Linked DNA regions of Homo sapiens: region 2 is linked to region 1. Evidence: chromatin contacts called from ENCODE Hi-C or POLR2A ChIA-PET data. All regions are on one chromosome and are shown on one strand. Each heading gives the region's core, a stretch centred on a gene start or an enhancer-like site at or near the end of the contact. The rest is flanking DNA. Distances are from core to core; before and after follow the strand shown.

Evidence for each region. A loop is a pair of places that touch in the nucleus more often than their neighbours do. ChIA-PET counts read pairs that join two places held with the same protein, here RNA polymerase II (POLR2A). Pooled maps may share reads with other maps.
Region 2: a loop to region 1 is called in a pooled map, with 2.5 times the contacts of the local background. The contact joins the promoter of SDHA here to the enhancer-like site in region 1. A Hi-C loop is called at or near these places in 1 of 168 maps with a recorded cell type or tissue (posterior vena cava) and 3 of 50 pooled maps. POLR2A ChIA-PET finds 5 or more read pairs at or near these places in 3 of 52 experiments (AG04450, BJ and Panc1).

What each region holds. Positions count from the first base shown.
Region 1 is chr5:164,018-171,199 of GRCh38, reverse strand. It overlaps PLEKHG4B (pleckstrin homology and RhoGEF domain containing G4B), which reads right to left. Exons shown (of 20, transcript NM_052909.5): 14 at 1,608-1,860; 15 at 68-157. Among named protein-coding and RNA genes, the nearest start is that of LRRC14B, 24 kb to the left of the region's middle. RefSeq lists enhancers at 1-470, 959-2,158. Within about 2 kb of position 1,664, at least 6 of the 41 ENCODE cell types and tissues checked have a DNase peak (open chromatin) inside an H3K27ac peak, as active enhancers do.
Region 2 is chr5:214,749-221,916 of GRCh38, reverse strand. SDHA (succinate dehydrogenase complex flavoprotein subunit A) reads right to left here and starts at 3,597. Exons shown (of 15, transcript NM_004168.4): 1 at 3,499-3,597. The coding sequence starts at 3,561. CCDC127 (coiled-coil domain containing 127) reads left to right here and starts at 3,764. Exons shown (of 3, transcript NM_145265.3): 1 at 3,764-3,824; 2 at 5,058-5,188. The coding sequence starts at 5,068. RefSeq lists silencers at 2,987-3,226, 3,457-3,786 and an enhancer at 2,779-3,587.

The sequences.
Region 1 (7,182 bases), core at 415-2,914:
TGAGAGGGTCAGCTCCGGCCTGGCTGAGGGCCGGGCAGGCTGTGGGGGGCGGGCCGAGGGGGATGACCTTGAAGAAGGCGTTGCCATGGCTGCTGAGCAGGGCATCCGACTGCGGCTTGTTTTTGCTGTAGATCACGTACATCCCAAACTGCTCTTCCTGGAAAAGCAGAGGCGACTGCTTGGCTGTGGGAGTGACAGGCCCAGAGACAGCAGGCTCCCGCAGCCCGGGTCAGACTTGGAACTGCTCCCGTCCCAAGACCCCCCAGGTGCAGTTTGTACCATGATCAGGTGAAAGGGAGACTCGGCCCTTCATTAAAGACTATCAGAGTATCCCCAACACCAGGGCTCCAGGGGTGACCAGTTTACCAGCTGAAGCCTCAATGCTGAGAATTCTGTAATTTGTCTTTAAAACACAGACTCCAGGGGGTTGAGGGGGGAAGAGGATGCAGCTGGCAGTGGGCCTGGGAGGGCGTGGGGGGCATTGGAATGATTTGGTCCATGGCCAAGAGCTAAAGCTGTCAAGACATTTAAAATTGCCACAATCACGGTCAATATGAATCTGCACTTTATGTCTAAAAGCACCTTTTAAGAAAATGCTGAGGCTGGGCACAGTGGCTCACACCTGTAATCCCAGCACTTTGGGAGGCTGAAGCGGGTGGATCAGGAGGTTGGGAGTTCAAGACCAGCCTCGCCAGCATGGTGAAACTCCATCTCTACTAAAAATACAAAAATTAGCCGGGCGTGGTGGCGGCGCCTGTAGTCCCAGCTACTCAAGAGGCTGAGGCAGGAGAATCACTTGAACTCGGGAGGCGGAGTCTGCTGTGAGCTGTGATTGTGCCACTGCACTCCAGTCTGGGCAACAGAGCGAGACTTCATCTCAAAGAAAAAAAAAAAGGAAACACTGAAAAGATGTAACATGCGCTTCTTTTGTCCACGGCTGTTTTCGTTGTGATAATCTGTGCTCAGTGGTCTGGGACATACATCCCATCTGCCCACAGCACTCAGTGAATGCCTGTTGAAAGCCTGTCAGTTTCTTTCCAGAGTAAATTAAAAACTTTATTAAAGACTCTCAAACAGAGAGATTCCACATTCATCACTGAGAAGCAACTTACGAGGAGAGACCACTGGGTCTGTACATTCAACGTGCTTCCAGTTGAAAGCCTCACAGGGAATTCTCAGAACGGGACAGGCTGGTCCCTCTGGCAGGTAATGGGGCATCCAGGGGCAGGGGGCGTGTGAAGAGGTGAGGCCTGGCCTCTCCCCGGAAGGTGATTCTGGGAACTGCTTCTGGCCTATCAGCTGGAAGTGGTAAAGGAGAAGGGCTGCTGGCAGAATGGGTGTGATGGTGTCTGTGAGCCTCCGCCTCCAGGGGCAGCAGGGACACAGTCGGTCACACCACGCGCAAAGCACCGAGCACTGGAGACCCACAGGTTATCCGTGTGGGGCATCTGTTTTTCGGCTGGTCTTAACATCCTGTCAGGACCAGCTCCTAGACCTGGACTGAAGCTATTCCAACCGCCTGACACGTGGGCCCTGTAGGCCCCGCCTCTCTGACACCGGCTTCACCCACCACGTTGCCCGGCACCCACGCCATGGCCTGCACTTACGTGTCTCAGGAAACTGCGGCCCACGGCCAAGGGGCAGTGCTGGCAGCGCTCCAGCTCCCGGAGGAAGTGCTGCTGGTGGAAGTCGTGGAGCTTCTCCAAGTTGCCGAAAATAACGTGGTGCTTCCCTCGAAGGCCCTGGGGCAAGTCCATTCTTTCCATTTCTGGAAAATAGTTGTCAATGACGTATCCTAAGCACCGAATGTACTCCCTCTCTGTGGCGATCATCTCGGCCATGATGTGCCTCAGTCGGCTGCTGGAAGACACAGAGATCCCGGGGGGCACACGGCCCCCCACGGACACTTTATTAAAAGCAATTCATGCCTGAGACAGAAACACATGAAAACCCGGAGGGATGAGCAGGGTCACATGTGGACTGGAGGCACATGGGCACATGTGGGATGCACGATAAAAAAGCTTCCGGCCAGGCGTGGGGGCTCGTGCCTGTAATCCCAGGACTTTGGGAGGCTGAGGCGGGTAGATCACGAGGTCAAGAGATCGAGACCAGCCTGGCCAACATGGTGAAACCTCGTCTCTACTCAAAATACAAAAATTAGCTGGGGGTAGTGGCAGGCACCTATAGTCCCAGCCACTTGGGAAGCTGAGGCAGGAGAATCACTTGAACCTGGGAGGCGGATGCTGCAGTGAGGCGAGATCACGCCACTGCACTCCTGCACTCCAGCCTGGTGACAGAGTGAGACTCTGTCTCAAAAAAAAAAAAAAAAAAAAAGAATAATCTTCCAGTCTACTGCACATCCTCAGCAAGGAGCGACTCACCTGCACCTCCACTCATTCTCTCCCTGTTACCTGGAGCTGCTCTCTTGATACACAGTAACTTGAAAAGATAAGGACTATATTTCAAAAAGAAACTTGTCAGGTGAAACATTTCCACATTATTGATCATGGCCTTTTCAGAGGAAAGATCCCTTTGGAAACCAAGACAGACAGATTCCCAGGCTTCCTAACTGAAACTCTGAACATAAGGTTTCTCGTTCCCAGCTGGTTTCATTCTAGCGGTGAGATGACTCAAACACTTCCAGCAGTGACGCTTCTGCTAAGGAAGGCTGTGGTGGAAATTTCGTGAGAAAACGGCTTTTGGATCCTTGCCCACTGCTGACTGACCAGGAGGTTTTCTCGAGGGTCAGCTTCCATGGTAGTTACTCCTGACCCAAGGGGCTCAGCACCTTAAGGAGCAGCTTCAGGGGTACTCGGGGGCTGCAGTGGCCGGAGAGCAAGGCCGGGGGCGCAGGACGGCCCAGAGGTGGACAACAGCAGGCTAGGCCCCAGGGATGGCCCTCCACGGAACCCTCAGCCCCACCCTTGGCTGGGGTCTCCCTGCCTTGAATGAGCGTCCTGAGGAGGGGCTGCCAAGCAGGGTTTGTAGGAGCACTGTTCCCGTGAGGGGTGAGCCTCTGAAGCACTTCTGAGTCTTTGAAGAGCCCTTCCTGACAACACACACATCTGCAGGAGATGTGGGCTCCTCTGTGGCTGCCCGAAGTCTCACTACCTCCGTATCCCCAGGGCAGGGCAGGACCCAGAGGATCCACTCGTGTTGCCCTGAGAGAGTGGAGAGGTGGGCTGGCCAGTGTGGTCAGCTTGGCCAGACGGTACCTCCCGTGCAAAACTGCAGTGCTGTGATCATAGAGGCCCAAACTGGGCTTCCCAAATCAGGTGGTATTTTTTAATTTTTTTATTACCACTAAAAAACATGCTAAGCATCCAAAAGTACTTTTACACCATAAACAAATGCAGGACGCTTAGGCTGGTGGCTCTGTTTCATGAGCTGGCTGGAGTGGGGCCACCTGGTCACTCTCAGCAACTGAGCAGTGGCCAGCATGTGAGCCTGGAGGGCAGGGCCCACACTCCGGCAGCATGAATGCCAAAGCCTGGCCTGGGCGGCGGGACTCTCCAGGAGAAGGTTCTCTGGGTTCTGCTGGGGTGGGATCTGGGCGTGTCCCACAGCTCTGCACCTCAGACAGCACCATCCACTGCACTTTCAAAGGAGATTTCCCAGGGCCATGGTGAGCCGGGGGCCCTGCCCTAATGAACAGTGAGGTGCGTTGCTTTTCTCCTCTACTTGATGGCATCTTACCCCCAACCTCCTTAAATAACTCGATCCTGATGATACCAATGGGAGTTGGCAGATTTTTTTTCTACCATTATTTGTATTTACTTGTTTTTTAAGTTGGAAAAACTAAAAAGCAGCTAATGATGGGAAGCACAGCTGTGGGCAGAAATGCTGCTGAACGCACATCCCATTCACAGCAGAGCTGCAGAACTTGTCCCCTTCACTCCTGCATAACAGATTTGACAGATTCTCACTGTTTCTGAGAACACAGCACCTCCTGGCTGGTCAGGAACTGGCCCTCACAGCACTGGCGGGAAGGCCGAGGCCCAGTGTCACGACCCACACAAAAGCCTCCTCAGTAAATATCCAGAAACAAAATCAGAATGAGGACAGTCTTAATTGGGTCTTGATCAAAGTAAATGGACAATGTACTCACTAGGAAGCAAAGGCTGGAAATCACACGGGGGTCGGCAGGAGTCCCCCCTTCCTGTGTTCTGCTGCCCCCCAAACCTGAAACATGGGCTCAGTGGAGACAGAAACGTCAGTGCAGCCACTTGCTGAGACTCAGGGACAGCGCTTGGCGTTCCTCTTACGGATTCGGAAGGGCTCAGCCGGCAGATACACCCTGGATCACTCACACCAATGGTAAAAACCAGAACTTAATGTTCTACTTGGAGCTTTGCCTTTAACAAGGTAAACACTGAGTCTGGCAACCTAAAGGTGTGTTTCAGAAGAGTGTTCTTGGGCCTTCTCCGTTCAGATTAAACCTATGATCAGGGTGTGAGGAGGAAACCCCTTCTATGGACCTTAAGGCAGAGGCCTCCAACCCCCAGGGCCACCGACTGGTACCCATCTGTGGCCTATTAGGAACCAGGCCGCCCAGCAGGAGGTGAGTGGCAGGCGAGGGAGTGTTGCCACCTGAGCTCCGCCTCCTGCCAGAGCATTAGTGTGAGCCCCGCCCCGTCAGAGCATTAGTGTGAGCCCCGCCCCGTCAGAGCATTAGTGTGAGCTCCGCCCCGTCAGAAGATTACTGTGAGCCCCGCCCCGTCAGAGCATTAGTGTGAGCTCCGCCCCGTCAGAGCATTAGTGTGAGCTCCGCCCCGTCAGAGCATTAGTGTGAGCTCCGCCCCGTCAGAGGATTACTGTGAGCCCCGCCCCGTCAGAGCATTAGTGTGAGCCCCGCCCCGTCAGAGCATTAGTGTGAGCTCCGCCCCGTCAGAGGATTACTGTGAGCCCCGCCCCGTCAGAGCATTAGTGTGAGCCCCGCCCCGTCAGAGCATTAGTGTGAGCCCCGCCCCGTCAGAGGATTACTGTGAGCCCCGCCCCGTCAGAGCATTAGTGTGAGCTCCGCCCCGTCAGAGGATTACTGTGAGCCCCGCCCCGTCAGAGCATTAGTGTGAGCCCCGTCCCGTCAGAGCATTAGTGTGAGCTCCGCCCCGTCAGAGGATTACTGTGAGCCCCGCCCCGTCAGAGCATTAGTGTGAGCCCTGCCCCGTCAGAGCATTAGTGTGAGCCCCGCCCCGTCAGAGGATTACTGTGAGCCCCGCCCCGTCAGAGCATTAGTGTGAGCTCCGCCCCGTCAGAGGATTACTGTGAGCCCCGCCCCGTCAGAGCATTAGTGTGAGCTCCGCCCCGTCAGAGCATTAGTGTGAGCTCCGCCCCGTCAGAGGATTACTGTGAGCCCCGCCCCGTCAGAGCATTAGTGTGAGCCCCGTCCCATCAGAGCATTAGTGTGAGCTCCGCCCCGTCAGAGGATTACTGTGAGCCCCGCCCCGTCAGAGCATTAGTGTGAGCCCCGCCCCGTCAGAGCATTAGTGTGAGCTCCGCCCCGTCAGAGCATTAGTGTGAGCCCCGCCCCGTCAGAGCATTAGTGTGAGCTCCGCCACATCAGAGCATTAGTGTGAGCTCCGCCCCGTCAGAGCATTAGTGTGAGCCCCGCCCCGTCAGAGGATTACTGTGAGCCCCGCCCCGTCAGAGCATTAGTGTGAGCCCCGCCCCGTCAGAGCATTAGTGTGAGCCCCGCCCCGTCAGAGCATTAGTGTGAGCTCCGCCCCGTCAGAGCATTAGTGTGAGCCCCGCCCCATCAGAGCATTAGTGTGAGCCCCGCCCCGTCAGAGCATTAGTGTGAGCTCCGCCCCGTCAGAGGATTACTGTGAGCCCCGCCCCGTCAGAGCATTAGTGTGAGCTCCGCCCCGTCAGAGGATTACTGTGAGCCCCGCCCCGTCAGAGCGTTAGTGTGAGCCCCGCCCCGTCAGAGCATTAGTGAGCCCCGCCCCGTCAGAGCATTAGTGTGAGCTCCGCCCCGTCAGAGCATTAGTGTGAGCTCCGCCCCGTCAGAGGAGTACTGTGAGCCCCGCCCCGTCAGAGCATTAGTGTGAGCTCCGCCCCGTCACAGCATTACTGTGTGAGCTCCGCCCCGTCACAGCATTAGTGTGAGCCCCGCCCCGTCAGAGCATTAGTGTGAGCTCCGCCCCGTCAGAGCATTAGTGTGAGCTCCGCCCTGTCAGAGCATTACTGTGAGCCCTGCCCCGTCAGAGCATTAGTGTGAGCTCCGCCCCGTCAGAGCATTAGTGTGTAAGCCCCGCCCCGTCACAGCATTAGTGTGAGCTCCGCCCCGTCACAGCATTACTGTGTGAGCTCCGCCCCGTCAGAGCATTACTGTGAGCCCCGCCCCCTGTCACAGCATTAGTGTGAGCTCCGCTCCGTCACAGCATTAGTGTGTGAGCTCCGCCCCGTCAGAGCATTAGTGTGAGCTCCGCCCCGTCAGAGGATTACTGTGAGCCCCGCCCCGTCAGAGTATTAGTGTGAGCTCCGCCCCGTCAGAGCATTAGTGTGAGCTCCGCCCCCTGTCAGAGTATTAGTGTGAGCTCCGCCCGTCAGAGCATTAGTGTGAGCTCCGCTCCGTCACAGCATTACTGTGAGCTCCGCTCCGTCACAGCATTACTGTGTGAGCTCCGCCCCCTGTCAGAGCATTACTGTGTGAGCTCCGCCCCCTGTCACAGCATTACTGTGTGAGCTCCGCCCCCTGTCAGAGCATTAGTGTGAGCTCTGCTCCGTCACAACATTACTGTGAGCCCCGCCCCCTGTCACAGCATTACTGGGTGAACTCCGCCCCCAGTCACATCATTACTGTGTGAGCTCCGCCTCCTGTCAGATCAGTGGCAGCATTAGAGTCTCGGAGAAGCACGAACACTACTGCACATGTGAGGGATCTAGGTTTCGTGCTCCTTATGAGAATCTAACTAATGCCTGGTGAGCTGAAGTGGAGCAGTTTCATCCCAAAACCATACCCCAACCCCTGCGGTCTGTGGAAAAATTGTCTTCCATGAATCCTGTCCCTGGTGGCAAAAAGGATGGGGATTGCTGGCCCAAGACACAGAAGCCAACCAAATGAGCAAAGCATCTCACGAAATTCTCCACCTCTAGCCCTCACGACCAGTACCACATGGGTGGAAGATGGAGGTTCAGACGGCATCCGGCCTAGGCAGGGGCCGAGTGCGCCCACCCTTA
Region 2 (7,168 bases), core at 2,348-4,847, 49 kb before region 1:
ACTGCCCACCCCCCACCACACACACACAGAGCTGGCTTAAAAGGGGCAGCTACTATAACACAATCTTGAACAAATTATCACGCCATCCCCCTGGCGAAAAGGACACTAACCCTCTCAATCTAAATCTAATCTGGGGCAGATTTTTGAATTTGGAAAGCCCAACTTTAAGCCAATTTCAGTCTTTAGATAAAACTCAAAACTAGTTTTGACACAAAACTAGTCTTTTGTGCCAATTGTTAATTTTTTTAGGAGAAACTATCAAACATTTCCTCAAGAAAAAAAATGGGGAACATATAACTAAAAGGAATACTTAGACCTTGCTTAACAATACAGAATTTCAGATGACTGAATTAGGAGGTGGAGGGGAAAAGTAAGAAGTGCAGAGACATTCATATCCGAAATCTAGCAAAGTAAGGGGTCCTCATCTAATACAACGCACCTATAAATCACGAGCAAGAAACTAATCTGCATGTACAACCTACACAATCACAAAAGCAGCCAACGAAGAACCTAAAAACGCACGACTGTATCAGGAAGAAGCGGAAGCAGGGTAGTTTAAGTGAACTAAATCCCCTCTCTAGGCAAGAAGTCTAAAACTGATAAAAATGCACCTGCATATCCGCTAAAGAAACAGAGGTATTACAAATGCCAGGAGTCAGTATCAGAAACAGGAATTGCTTTCATGGAAAATGAACTGGGTGAGGGAGGGTATACTCATTGATTCTTTTACAACTGCGTGTAATTATTCTCACTAGAATTTTAGTGTTTATTATTTTAAAAACAGGGATACTTAAAATACAGTTCGGCCGGGCGTGGTGGCTCACACCTGTAATCCCAGCCCTTTGGGAGACCGAGGCGGGCGGATCACGAGGTCAGGAGATGGAGACCATTCTGGCTAACATGGTGAAACCCCGTCTCTACTAAAAACACAAAAAAATTAGCCGGGCATGATGGCAGGTGCCTGTAGTCCCAGCTACTCAGGAGGCTGAGGCAGGAGAATGGCGTGAACTCGGGAGGCAGAGCTTGCAGTGAGCCGAGATTGCGCCACTGCACTCCAGCCTGGGTGACAGAGTGAGACTCTGTCTCAAAAAAAAAAAAAAATTCAGTTCACACATGGTTACTGTGCATAGGCTGTGAGCCCTGGTTCTCAAGAGCATCACCAAAGGTTTCAAACATTACCCACAGAATCCTCACTAACCCCACGGAAAGACGGAGCTCAGAGAGGATTCAAGTCGGCCGGCCTGGCTCTGGATCCTGGACTTGCCCCCCTATCTAAAGACCCTTGGGAAAAATCTCTGAGACTCCCAACTAATATTAATATCCAGGTTTCATATCAAAAAACAAGTCACAATTTTTCAAATAAATCAGGAAAAACATCATGAGGAATGCAGAATGGAATGCCATTGTTGTTACAATTATCCCAAGAAGCAAAGCAAAGGTTTACTACTATAATGGCCTAAATAATGTATTTCTAGAACACCATTAAACATATTCAGAACAATCCATTCAAAGAAAAGAAATCAATTTGTCCTAGAACAATATATTGGATGTTCATGTTAAGGGATTTGAAAAACTTCACCTGAAGTAAGCAGTTAACCAGTAACTATTGAAGTTTCTTGGTTTTCTTTTTCCTCTGATTAAACTGCTTTCGAACAGTTTGCAAGCTGTGTCAGTGCACTGGGCCATAAAAAGAAACCAAAAGCAAAATAAGTCTGATAAGTTCGTCACTTGAAAGCAGTTGTAAATACAGAATGATCAAAACACCACAGAACTGGCCAAAATGAGGTTAAAAAATTCTCTCTGGACTTTACTGAAATTATCCTCAGCATCTATTTTCCAAACACATTTCTCAGTTGGCTATCACGAATTTCTTTCTTTTTTCTGCTAATTTTTTGATTATGCTGTTCCTTCGTAAACTCCAATTCTTCAGGAAAAAAAGCCTATCTGAAATGCCGATAAATATGCTGCTTGCAGGCAGAATTTCTGTAGGAAAAGCTAACTTCATCAAGATAAAAAGACTTTTACAAAACCCAAGACTAAATTTTGGTTCAATTTTGCTATCTTGCCATCCCGTCTGAGGTGCCTCCGCCGCTGGCAGGGTCTTAGTCTGCAGAAGGAACACCGGGCACCATCTGGGTTGAGGACAAAGGCACTAGCTCTAGCTTTTCTCCAATCACAAGCTACCATTTCCCCTAAAAAGCCCCACTGACCATGGGCTTTCCTTCCTGCTTGTGGACGCCCTCCTAGCAGCTCTTAAAAGCCCAAGATGCGGCAGGGGTCTCTGCTCAGTCAGTACCAACCACAGCAACACACTAGAACGGTTTACACGCTTTCTGATGTTGGCAGGATGGCTGTATGACTAATCCTCACATTTAACTCAACGAGATTTTTAATAAGTATTTCAAAAAGGAGAAAATTGCACAATTACAGGCATAATTCAAATCAATATTGCTGAATGCCTTGGTTCCTATTGAGATTTTTATTCTGCAATTTAAAATTACTTTGTAATTAAGGAGGTGGGTGGGTAAGTTCATTTAAAAGAACCAAACAACTAAACCTATCCAATTTAGCTTGATTAAATAAAACCCTAGAAGGCCGATTCTTAAGATGCAATCGTAGAGGGCACATTCAGACACTCAGAGAGCAAGGGCTCAGGGAAGTATAACCCTGACCACCATCCTGGACTAAGCCGAGCCCGGCCCTAGAGGCACTCAGCGCACAGGCAAGCACAGGTCCCGGCGTCCTCGCCCGGTCAGTGCGCTGAGCTCTCCGCCTGAGTTTTAAAAACTGGCACAGCTGCTTTTAAACACTGGCACATTTTTGGTGGCATAAGGACCACCAAACACGACCCAAAGTAGAAGCCCTTAACTTACAAGGTCTCGAAGTGGACATGGACAGATTTGCGCTTTCTGGAAAGGCGAACTGCAAGCCTAAGCTCGGGCGCGCCACGCTTCCCACCGGACGCCCACCGGGCCGAGCCCGGCCACTCCTCGCACCCACCCGGGCGGTCTCACCCGCCCCGCCGGCCCCACCCACGGGCTGCGGGCTGCTCCTCAGGACAACCCGCACAGAGGGCGGCAGAGGCCCAGCCCAGCCAGGGCGGCCACCGGCCGCTATCCGCCCGGGTGACCTTGGGCAGACACGACTCCTCCCCGAGTCCACCTGCCAGGCACTGAGGCGAGGGGCTACCTCAGCCCGCGGGGTCCCAGGACCCCAGGCCCGGACCAAGGCGGCGGAGGGGACGCCCAGCAAGCCCGCGGGGTTGTGACCTTCACCCGGACGCGGACTATCTACTAAGGACCGAGCTCCCCGGGTCCCCGAGTCCGCCCCGCGGCTTCCCCTCGCACCGGCCCAGGGCTCTCTCAGCCCCTTCCCGATCCCGGGACAGAGGGCGCAGGGACCCGGCGCCCGCTCCGCTCGGACCCGCTGGGGACCGTCCCGCTCCTACCGCCGCCTCGGCCCCCGCCTGCCCCGCCCCGGTCCGCGGCACGGACTCACCGCCTTGGCCAGCGCCAGGCGCCGAGCGCTCAGCAGCCGCGACAGGCCCCGGACCCCCGACATGTCTGCTGTTGCCGCCGCGCAGTCCCGCCAGTCCCTGCGCAGACTGCGCCTGCGCACCACACCGGGGTCGAGCTGGCGGGGGAGGGGGGATACCGCGCCTGCGCACCACGCCGGAGTCGAGCGGGGCTGCAGTGGGGGACATCGCGCCTGCGCACCATGCCACGCCCGGAGCGGGTACTGAGTGGGGGCGCCGCGCCTGCGCAAAGCGGACCCGCGGACGGTGGCGTTAAGGGAACGCTGAGGTCCCGCGCTCCCCGACCGAGGTAGAGCGGGCCCTGTTCCGGGGAGGTGGTGGGCACCAACATTTTTAAAGCCCCGTGGGTGGTTCTCCGGGATCGCCCAGACCGAAGGGCCTGAACGCCCAGACCGCAGGGAATGGGGTCGGAGGGGGGCGCTCGTCCGCGGAGGTGGGCGGGAGCGGCCCGGGGCCTCCGACCTCTTGTTTATTATACATCCCTTGATTAACTAAACTATTTTGTAATTGTGTGTGTTTGTGGAGGTCACATGTAAACAAACTTAAAGTGACTCTACTTTGTGAAAATGTGAAACTTCGTGTAGGTACTCAGTAAATCAGTAAATTCTTACTAACGTTAGCCCCCAGCCTAGCTATGGAGGGTGCATGCTGAGCCCGAAGCAGAGAACTCTGTAATCTCTGCATTCATCACCACCACGAGGAGGCCTCAGAAGCTTCTAGCACTGTTTGCACCTTCCCCACATCACCCCTCCCTGCCTTCCTCACAGTCTTCCTTCTGATCAGAAGACCCTTTCCTTCTTTCTCTGCCTGTCAAAATGCTGCTCACTCTTCAAACCCTAGCTCATATGAAAGTGTCCGGTGTGAGCCCACTTTTATCGAGTTGATTCTGTATCTTTGATACAACTGTATGAGGGTTCTCCAGAGACACAACAAATAGAAGGGAGACGTGAGGAATTGGTTTAAAGGTTCAATTGCTAATCTCATCCAAAAACACCCTTACAGACACGCCCAGAAATAATGCTTAACCATGTATCTGAGCACCTCATGATGCCGTCAAGTTGACAAACAAAATTAACCATCGCAGCAGCCATACATTTAAACATATTTGTACCAGAGAACTTACCTGATTCTACCTGCACTTCAGATGCTTAAGACATGTCTGTTTTCTCCACTTTCCCCAACCAGATTGTGAGTCGCTTTCATCTTAAGTTCTTGTTTTTTTTTTCCTTTTTCTTTTTCTTTTTTTTTGGGGGGGACGGAGTCTCGTTCTGTCACCAGGCTGGAGTGCAGTGGCGCGACCTCGACTCACTGCAACCTCCACCTCCCAGGTTCAAGCGATTCTCCTGCCTCAGCCTCCCGAGTAGCTGGGACTACAGGTGCCCGCCACCATGCCCGGCTCTGGTCTAGTTTTTTTCTTCTTTGAATCCCGTAGGGCCTCAGTGCTGTGCAGCAAGCACATAGTTAAAACTGAAGAAAAATTTCTTGAATAAAAGTAGTTAACGTTTTTATTCTTTACTTCAAGGTATATCTCCATGAATAACCTAAATGATCCCCCAAATTGGAATATCCGGCCTAATTCCAGGGCGGATGGTGGTGATGGAAGCAGGTGGAATTATGCCCTGTTGGTTCCAATGCTGGGATTGGCTGCTTTTCGTAAGTCATGGTTTTCTTAAAATTCGTGTTTTCCAGGCTGAGAGTGTGGAGCCCCGGTGAGGGAGGCAGCATGGTGTGGGAGCCTGAAGGCCGTGACTTTGGGACCTGCCAGGGACAGCCGAGTTTTATCCCCTGCAGTGAACCGTGGGCAAATCACTTAAGCTCTGAGCCTCAGTCTTCCTGTTCACAGGAGATGGATAATCATACTTAACCTCAGCACACTGCAAGGATTAAGTCAGCCAAGGCGTTTAGAAGCATTTTGTGTGGGGTGGGTTTTAATAACTTAGTTCCCTCTGAAGGCTTTGCTGCTCTCAAGTCGGGGAGGAGGTTCCTTATTTCAGGTGCCCTCATAAGGACTGCTGGGGAACAAAACGGGTGTAAAGGAAACCAGTGGGCTGGGCGTGGTGGCTCATACCTGTAACCCCAGCACTCTGCGAGGCCCAGGTGGGCAGATCGAGTGACCAGCCTGAGCAACACAGCAAAACCCCGTCTCTACAAAAAAATACAAAAATTAGCAAGTCGTGACGGTGCACACCTGTAGTCCCAGCTACTCAGGAGGCTGAGGTGGGAAGATCAGTGGAGCCTGGGAGGTCGAGGCTGCAGTGAGTGGAGATGGCACCACTTGCCCTCCAGCCCGAGCAACAGGGTTAAAAAAAAAAAAAAAGAAAACCAGTTTTGGAAAACCAGTGATGTTTAATGTTTAGGAAATCAGTCTTTGGGAGACTTCATCCATGAAATCTCTGCTTGGCCTGGCCAGAAAAATTCTCTCTAGTTTAGATTGACTTGGCACCACTTTGGGGACCTGCCGGTCATATGCAGACTTACATCCCCACCACACAATCAATTCACTGATGCAGAGGAGTGAGTTTTGTGTTTCTTCACATTCCATGGTTCTGGGCTGGCACTTAGGAACATGAGAAACTGAATAATTGAATGGAAGAAAGGCAAAACTGCCCTCTAGTTGTAGCGATACATTTTGTGTAGTGGCTTTTTATCTGCTTCCATGTCTCAGGTCAGAAGTTTTGCTGTAGAGGAAGAGGAGGCTGGTAAGAGCAGGTGGTTTTTATGATTCAGTGATCTGCGCAGTGCTTGCTTCTTGGTGAAAGACAGGGCAGGTCCACATCCAATCCTAAGGGGCTGCCATGTAAAAAGCTCATCCGCCTGCAGGCTTGGGAAAAAAAACCCTTAACACTTGGAGAGGCTACTGTTGCCTGTGGCTAGGGTGAGTGGATTGGAAGGCTTAAAATTACTCTGACTAATGTAATAATTAATTGGCTTTGAGGCTGGGAGAGGCCCTGAAGTGACTCATTTTCCATTTGTTTTTCAGACTCATCTCCAGCTTTTATAGCCTTTCATGATAACTTTCACTTTTGAAATTCTTACCTTCCCTTCTTGGACTTTTGAAATGATGCTTTCTGTCCCTGAAAAGGGTTGAAGAATATTTTTTTCTTCCTGGTTTTTTGCTGAGGTAGTGTGGTCAGAGAGAACTGTTAAGTTGGTGTTCTTGTAAGGATTCTCCAAAGGTGTGTTACGATGTGTTTGAGGTTCTGTTGCACATAGGAGCGTTAACCAGCCCCTAGTGTAGTCTAGAAGAAGAGGCAGACATATGAATACTTGATAAGCGCTATTGGTTGATTTATTGATGAGAGGCTAGTTTTGTCCTGATCACTCGCTTCATTTACTAGAATTTTTTTTTTTTTTCGAGACGGAGTCTTGCCCTGTCGCCAGGCTGGAGTGCAGTGGCGCGATCTCGGCTTGCTGCAACCTCTGACTCCCTGGTTCTAGTGATTCTCCTGCCTCAGCCTCCCGAGTAGCTGGGATTACAGGCGCCCCTCACCACGTCCAGCTAATTTTTGTATTTTTAGTAGAGACGGGGTTTCACCACATTGGCCAGGATGGTCTCGATCTCCTGACCTCATGATCTGCCCGCCTCGGCCTCCCAAAGTGCTGGGGTTACAGGTGTGAGCCACCGTGCCCAGC